Linked DNA regions of Homo sapiens: region 2 is linked to region 1. Evidence: chromatin contacts called from ENCODE Hi-C or POLR2A ChIA-PET data. All regions are on one chromosome and are shown on one strand. Each heading gives the region's core, a stretch centred on a gene start or an enhancer-like site at or near the end of the contact. The rest is flanking DNA. Distances are from core to core; before and after follow the strand shown. Region 1 overlaps DNAJC13 (DnaJ heat shock protein family (Hsp40) member C13). Region 2 holds the start of SRPRB (SRP receptor subunit beta).

Evidence for each region. Hi-C counts contacts between places; a loop is a spot of excess contacts on that map. ChIA-PET counts read pairs that join two places held with the same protein, here RNA polymerase II (POLR2A). Pooled maps may share reads with other maps.
Region 2: a pooled map shows a loop between it and region 1 (2.2-fold over the local background). The contact joins the promoter of SRPRB here to the enhancer-like site in region 1. A Hi-C loop is called at or near these places in 1 of 50 pooled maps. POLR2A ChIA-PET finds 5 or more read pairs at or near these places in 2 of 52 experiments (activated T-cell and activated naive CD4-positive, alpha-beta T cell).

What each region holds. Positions count from the first base shown.
Region 1 is chr3:132,533,879-132,537,883 of GRCh38, reverse strand. All of the region lies in intron 55 of DNAJC13 (DnaJ heat shock protein family (Hsp40) member C13), which reads right to left. Among named protein-coding and RNA genes, the nearest start is that of ACKR4, 61 kb to the left of the region's middle. Within about 2 kb of position 1,668, at least 3 of the 41 ENCODE cell types and tissues checked have a DNase peak (open chromatin) inside an H3K27ac peak, as active enhancers do.
Region 2 is chr3:133,803,619-133,807,271 of GRCh38, reverse strand. It overlaps SRPRB (SRP receptor subunit beta), which reads right to left and starts at 1,457. Exons shown (of 7, transcript NM_001379313.1): 1 at 1,270-1,457; 2 at 569-663. The coding sequence starts at 1,423. It overlaps LOC105374116 (a long non-coding RNA gene), which reads left to right and starts at 1,789. Exons shown (of 3, transcript XR_924513.3): 1 at 1,789-2,184. RefSeq lists enhancers at 896-1,005, 1,036-1,085, 1,196-1,405, 1,546-1,605, 1,696-1,805.

The sequences.
Region 1 (4,005 bases), core at 419-2,918:
TTCCGAGCACTGAAAAGAACTATGTCGAATGGAAAAAATGGAAACAGACAGACAAAAGAAACTCTACACTCAGCTCATCCAAAAGTCATATGTGACAAAATTCAACATAAACACTTCTGTCAACACTCAAACTAACCTATTTTCATTTGGTGCAAAGAAATGCTATTATAACAAGTAACACCAAACGAACAAGGGTTGCTAAACCAAGGACTCTGAAAAAGAAAAGGCTCTGGACATCCATCTGTCATAGGTTAAAACAAGAATGCTATGTGAAAGGGTACTGATATTTTAGTCTTATATTTCTCCCTTGATTCTAACAGTTTCTATTGCATGAAAATGCCATATATGCCAGCATTTATCGAGATGTGTCCTATGGGCATATTAATGGCTTTAGCCCTCTAGAGTTTATTTTAAACATTGCATAAACATTTAATTACATCTCAGAAGCACTGCACAAACTAACAAGTACTTGCAAGGGACACTGTAGCATAATACTGCATACTGAGCAATAGTTTTAGCTGAAATTGTAGGAAACAAGGCAAACAACTAAGGAACATTGAGGGTTAGGACTAGAAAGGCAGTGGGAGCGGCATGCATTTAGCAAAACATTTCTCTACCTGCTTCAGAGAGCTACACAGAAGTTAGCAAGCTGCCTGGCAGAGCGGATCTAAAGCCCGCTCCTGAGGTGAAGGGGGCTGCTGCCAGTTAGAAGGGAAGGAGAGACACCTGAGGGGAAAAAAGAAATATAAGCAGCAAGGGAAGTTGTGAGGAAGTGCAAACAGCAGAGTAGTTTGATGAAGGTAGAAACAGGGATTGGTGGAGGACAAAAAGGCCACCATTCAGATTCATCTTGTTTTTGACCTTAAAAGTATTGGTACTATGGATGTGAAATGGCTTGTATAGATACATAGGCAGAGATGACTCAGCCTGTGTGAGCTGTAACTGAAGCCAACCAGAGTGCCCAGGTACTTGGAACGCTGTACTTATAAAAACCTTGTACTTGTAGAACTTACAAAAAATATTTCTCCTTTTTAAGGTACTGTGGGAGCCTGCATCTATCAACTCCTGCCTTGAGCCAATCAGGATGCCAGGCCTTTCACAGTCTGCTCAGGAAAAAGGCCACCAGGTCAACAAACCCTTCTGACAACGCAGTTCAGAGCTACAGCAGCACCCTGTGATCATTTCCCACCACCCTCATATTCTCTGAACTTTAGGCTGCAGCATGATTACTGCAAAACCATCCAGTAGGTGTCATCAAAGATGTAACCCTTAACAGTAAGACCTCAAACACTCCAGACTGTGTAGTTTCTGAGCAATTCTGATTGTGGGCTCAACTTGGTTCCCATCAAAATAGTAGGTTACAAGACCAAACCATGAATGCTGCATCTAGAAAGTGGATTAATGACGCAGTTCTCAAACTGTGTGCTGAGGCACCCTGGGGCATTGCTGGATATTTATTTATTCCCTTTGCCCCTCTGTGTGTGTGTGTATTTAACAGATGGGGGTCTCACTATGTTGCCTTGAACTCCTGGGCTCAAGCAACTCCCCTATCCAGGCCTTGAACTCCTAGGCTCAAGTGATCTTCCCACCCCAGCCTACTGAGTAGCGGATTCGGCCTGTCCATGTGGACTACAGTTGCCTGCCACATCATCCAGCTAACTGCTGGGTATTTTAAATTTGAAACACAGCGCCATCTGCTGACCACCATACAAACAACTACTTTCAAGTTGTCTTGCAATTACTTCATAAACTAAATTATTAGGTATTTCTTTTGGCTTGGGGACGGATGAAAAAATTACTGAGCTATTAAGGGCACTGTGAACTGAGAAAATGTGGGAACCTCTGAGCTAAAATCTAAATGGTGAAATGATGGGCTTAGAAGGAAGAAACCAAATTTTAGTACCATCATTTGCCTCTTTAGGAAAGGCAAATCAAAATCAATTCCCGGATAGTTCTACAAATGAAATCCGAGATGCTCTCCCCAGGACCCTGGCCTCTCCTTGAGGATGTGTCTGGTTTCTTGGGGCTAAAAGGTGCTGCCTGGTCATTTGCACAGAATAGGGCAGTTGTGTTCTTCAGAGAAAGATGGGAAGAGCAGGGGCTGCCAGGAATGGGCATGTGGCAAGATTGCACAAGGCTGCTGGACTTCAGAGAAATGAGAAAAGATGGAAAATTTACAGAGAATCCCACAAAACTGAATTGGCTACCACGATGAAATGTATATGTGAAAAGTTCATCTCCAATTCTGGCTCCTAGAAGCATCTTCACCCTGGCCTCTGTTCCTTTTCCTGTTGTTCCTTCTTTTGCTACTGATTTTCTAGGTTAGGTAATTTGAGGATTTTCACTGCTGAAATTATTTTTTATGAGGCTCTGAGACCATCAGCACCAAGCTGTTCTAGAACCTAATAAATGGCTAAGTGATCAAGGGCCCTGGATAATGAGTAACCACAATTTATCTGCATCACAGGAAAAATTCCACTGAGGCACCTTTAAATAAGCATTTATCATAAAACAAAATATGCCAGGCTAGAGAACCTATGGAAATAGGCAGTCTCATTTAAATTTATCAAGATTGAGTAATCCTACCTAGGACTTTAAAATTTTTACCCCAAATCTTGGGCATGTGACTGAATGACATTTACTCAGCAGCCAGAGAGAAGAAAACGTAGTTTTGGTCATTTTTATCTTACTTTGAAGTAGTAATTAACTCCTTTGTCTTTCCCCATGTCCTAAACAAAATCCACCTAACCTGCCAAACTCACCTAAAGATATCAGTTAGAAGAAAGGGTTGGTGATGTGTGTTGTCACAGCAACCTTGATTTCAATGATTACAGAGGGGCTGGGTACAATCTGTATCTTCTGAAGTTTGGGAGTAGCACGGGGCACATTTTAACTAAATGAAATTCCAATTCAACACAACACTATAAATTCCTGGAGTTCCACATCATGGGATTTTATCATTATTAGAACTACATGCCCCTTTTATCAAACACATGATACACAATACATCAATGAAAAGCTCAAACACAAAAAACATTTGGCAACTCAAGCAATGAGCACACATCAATCCAACTGGCAGTAAATTTACCTAATTTATCTCTTAATTTGCCTACATCATCTGTAGTTAGAGGATGTAGGGCTGACATCTTATATACTACAATTTCAGGCAGACAGCAAGAGTTAGAAGCTTTAATTCTTGAAATAGTTCTTTCATTTTTAATGTAACTTAATTTTTTTTGAGACAAGGTCTTGCTCTATTGCCCAGGCTGGAGTGTGGTGGTGAGAGCTCAGCTCACCTGTGACCTCCACCTCCTAGGCTCAAGAGAGCCTCCCGAGTAGGTGGGACTACAGGCATGCACCAACATGCCTGGCTAAATTTTTGTATTTTTTTATAGAGACGGGGTCTTGCCGTGTTGCCCACGCTGGTCTGGAACTCCTGGACTCAAGCAGTCCGCCCACCTTGGCCTCCAAAATTGCTGGGATTACAGACATGAGCCATTGCACCTGGCAAGTTGGTCCTTTCAAATAGGACAGACTAGAGCTGATGAAAAAATTTCCAGCAACTGACATCGCTAAAAAAGAGCATCCCAGATTGATAACATGCTCAGAATTTCACAATTCTGGGGTCAACAATGCTTACAGCTTATCCAGACTGTTCTACATGGACACGTCTGCAGGCTTCAGTAATGGCCTTCTGGAAGACTCATTATCTCCATGCCCCTTCCTGGTTGGGTTTTATACCATCTCCCCATTTGGCCAGACCTGTACAGAACTTGCTGTCCCTTAAGCCGGCTCAGGGATGGGAAGAAATTTGTATACCCCAACTTTTCTTTTTCCCTAACCTTCTTCTAACCCCTTCACAGCCACTTTTCATATCTCATTCAGAAGCCACCGCATGGATCCAAGTAAAAGGAAAGGCACAGACAAGAAGCTTTTTACTGCCTATACCTTTTCCCTATAGTTACTAAAGCATGTGGATGGGGGTGAGGACCAAATGAAGTCCAG
Region 2 (3,653 bases), core at 208-2,707, 1.3 Mb before region 1:
AAAAAAAAAAAAAAAAAAAAAATGGAGGTATTTCTTTAATGGAAGGGAAATAATTTATACTCTCAAAAAGAAGAGTTAAAAAGCAGAAAACCTCTCCTATTCACCACATTAAAATACACTGTTAAAAATACTAAATGTATTAAAAATAAATATTAGTAAAAAGAAGCCTAACTAGCCCACTATGTCAAAGAAGGATCACCCTGTGAAAAAGTGTCTTCGATAAACTGTCCTAAGAATTTGTTAACGAAGGAATTATAAACTGTAGGACACTAGCTTCTATGCCTTCTGCTATTCTGGAATGAAACTAATTAAATAAAATCCTTGAATGTGATAAAGACTAAATATCAGCATCTGGCAAGGGCAAACAGAAAAAAAAAAGGAGAAATGACCAATATTTCTCAATTATGGGTTTCTACGAGTCTTTTTGTTCTCCCAAGTAAGTCAAGAATTAACTTCCAAATTTAACAGCATCAGCTTCTTTTACAAAATAAACCGTGAGATGACAGGAATACTGGGATCTATAAAATTTTCTATTAAGCTTAACAGGGGTGTCAATGAAATCATTTACCCTGACAAAGAGCAACGTTTTCCCGGAATCACAAAGGCCAACAAGAAGAACAGCTCTCTGACTGCTCCTTCTGCTCCGGATTAACTTCCAGAAGACTGTGGAATAGACAGAGAAAAACAACAAAAATTACGCCTTGGGAATCAGTATATGTGCATGGCTGGGGTGGGGAAATTCACAGAAGTCTGTGACGAAACACCTCATTCACCTGGAACTGACTTTTATCATAATGGTTACTATTGCTGTTGTTAGGGATCCACTGAGAGCCAGGCACTGTCAACTGTCAACTTTTCTTTGCAGTCCTTACTCTGACTGGGACTCAGGTGCTATCTCACTACCTTGGTATCCCAGCGCCCGCACGCAAACACGGGAGGCTGAAAGTTGGTGTCAAGACCCTGAGTCTTTGCAGTGAGAACAGCGGAAGGCGAGGAACAGCGCGCTCAAGCGTAACAGGGCAGATGACGAAGAGCAATCTGCGCCCCAAGGACCAGGACGTTAACTCCGGGGGTTGCCCGGCATCCCCCTTAACGCCCAGCTGCTGCCGCTGCTTCAGGAGAGAGGGTGGGGTGTAGACTGGGTGGGTCTCACCCTCCTGATGCCCTCAAGGCGCCCTCTCAGCCCCGCGTCCCCGGCCTGCAGCGGTGCAGCCAAAGCCCGGACCTCTGCCCGCCCCAAACCCGCCATGACCACCGGCCGCCTTTTACCTAGCGTCAGCAGCACCGCAAGAACCGCCACCACTACTGACAACAGCGTTGGGTCCGTCTGCTGCAGCTCCTGCCGCAAGGTGTCTAGGTAGGGCTGGAAGGTGCCCCCGGCACCGCCGCCATCTGCCACCCGGCGCGAGTCCGCGGAAGCCATGGATGAGACGCGTGGTCCCCGGTACAGCAAAAGCGACGTGGCCCTGCACTCTGCGCAGGCGCGGGGAGCAGAGCCTCACGCGAATGGTGGTTCCTAAGCCATAGTCTCTCCCTCAGCCGCGGCGATCCCCCAAGTGCTTGATGGGAGTTGTAGTTCTCTGGGACTCCGTCCTCCTACAGAACGATAGGGGCAGACAGGTTATTTGTCGAGGGACACACACATCTTTTAAGAGATGAGTCAGTCGTCGTCACCTACGTTATGACTGTTGAAAGAATGATGAAATGAATAAAATGAATGAATGGCTCCCGAAACTACCACTGAGGAGTTCCCGACCGTCGCTAAGTGACGTGAGACTTGTGAAGAACTCAAGCATCCTACAAACATTTAATCTGAATTTAATGTGACAAGGGATGTGACAGATGGATGTACGGAGCGATGTGGGAATACATAATGGGACGCGGAGTCCATCATGAGTTCAGAGAAAAGCTTCTGGACATTGGAATTGAGTCCTGAAGAATGAGTTAGCATCTGCGAGTGGTTAAAGGAAAAAAAGGTGCTGTGCAGAAGAAAATGAGTGTAAGAAACGATGTATGTGGGAACCCTAAGTAATTCAGTGCCCCTACACTGTCAATCTAGGGCTGCAAACTCAAATGTCTGCATTAAAGGAAGCAACTAGGAAAATCAACGCCCAGGAGAGCTGGGGCTGTTGAAAACTGCAGGAGGTATTTCTGCTGAAAGTAGGGCCGACCCTATTCAGCCAGGTAGGTGTTATGGGACCTGGGTGGCCGGTTCTTCCAGTTTTCAAGAGAAGCAATAAAGGCAGATTTTTATAGGAAATTTTCCACTTTTGAAATTTTCTGTAGGTAATTGAAAGCATTCAAAAACTTGTGGCCCAAATAAAACACCAAAAGTGGCCAGCCTAGAGGGTCCCAGTTCACAGTCTCTGTCATTAAACAGCTGTCATTGTTTTAAAATGTACACATTATTTAATTTAATTGTATGGCTGAGTAGAGACATGAAGATGTCAGTGTCACTGAAAGATTGAAAAAAGTTTATTACAGTTCCACATTGCCATTGAAAAAGTTGTCAGCATCAAAATGGAGTCACTTGTATTTTTTTTTTTAATCAGAAAAATGGAGCTGGTGAAAGGCCATGGAGGGAGGGTTCTCAGGCACCCATGCCTGATGACAAAAACTGTCACAAAAGACTGCAAAAACCACAGACTTGCACAAAGGCCATCGCAACCTTACACACAAAAAAATACATCTGTTAGGACGGCTACCCAGCAACTCCCTGTCCAACCTAGTACTGATGCCATCCTTGCCATTTGATCCTTGTAGCCAAGGATAATTATCTTAAAACAATTATGGAATCTGACTCATTTTTTCTTTAAAAATCTTTGTCTTCCTTTACACCCCCCTGAATATGCACATAGTTGACTATGGCATGCGTAGTCCCATTGCAATGCCTATTCCAGAATAAATATTATTTTCTTTTAGAGCGTCCCTCTCTGCTTGTTATTTAGCTTGATACCACTCAGGGCCACACAAAACCTCACCATGCACAGGGACAAGGAAAAAGAGAGGAACTGGGGGAGGACCCGGTGACTCACAGCTATTAATCCCAGCGCTTTGGGAGGCCAAGGCAGGAGGATTGCTTGAGGCCAAGAATTCAAGACCAGCCTGGGCAACATAGTGAGACTCTGTCTCTGCAAAAAACATTTTCTTTTTTCTTTTTTTTTTTTTTTTTTTTTGAGACAGAGTCTCGCTCTGTTGCCCAGGCTGGAGTGCAGTGGTGCGATCTCGGCTCACTGCAAGCTCCGCCTCCCGGGTTCACGCCATTCTCCTGCCTCAGCCTCCCGAGTAGCTGGGACTACAGGCGCCTGCCACCATGCCCGGCTAATTTTTTGTATTTTTAGTAGAGACGGGGTTTCACCATGTTAGCCAGGATGGTCTCGATCTCCTAACCTCGTGATCCACCCACCTCGGCCTAAAACATTTTCTTTAATTAAAAAATAATTAGCCAGGCATGGTGGCATATGCCTGCAGTCTCAGCTACTTGGGAGACTGAGGCAGGAGCGCTTGAGCCCAGGAATTCCAGGTTACCGTGAGCTGTGATCACATGCCACTGCACTCCAGCCTGGGCAACAGAGCAAGACCCTGCCTCCAAAAAAAGGAAAAAAAAAAAAGGAACTGGGACTCTTCCTTTATTACTAATGTGTCAGCGAGTA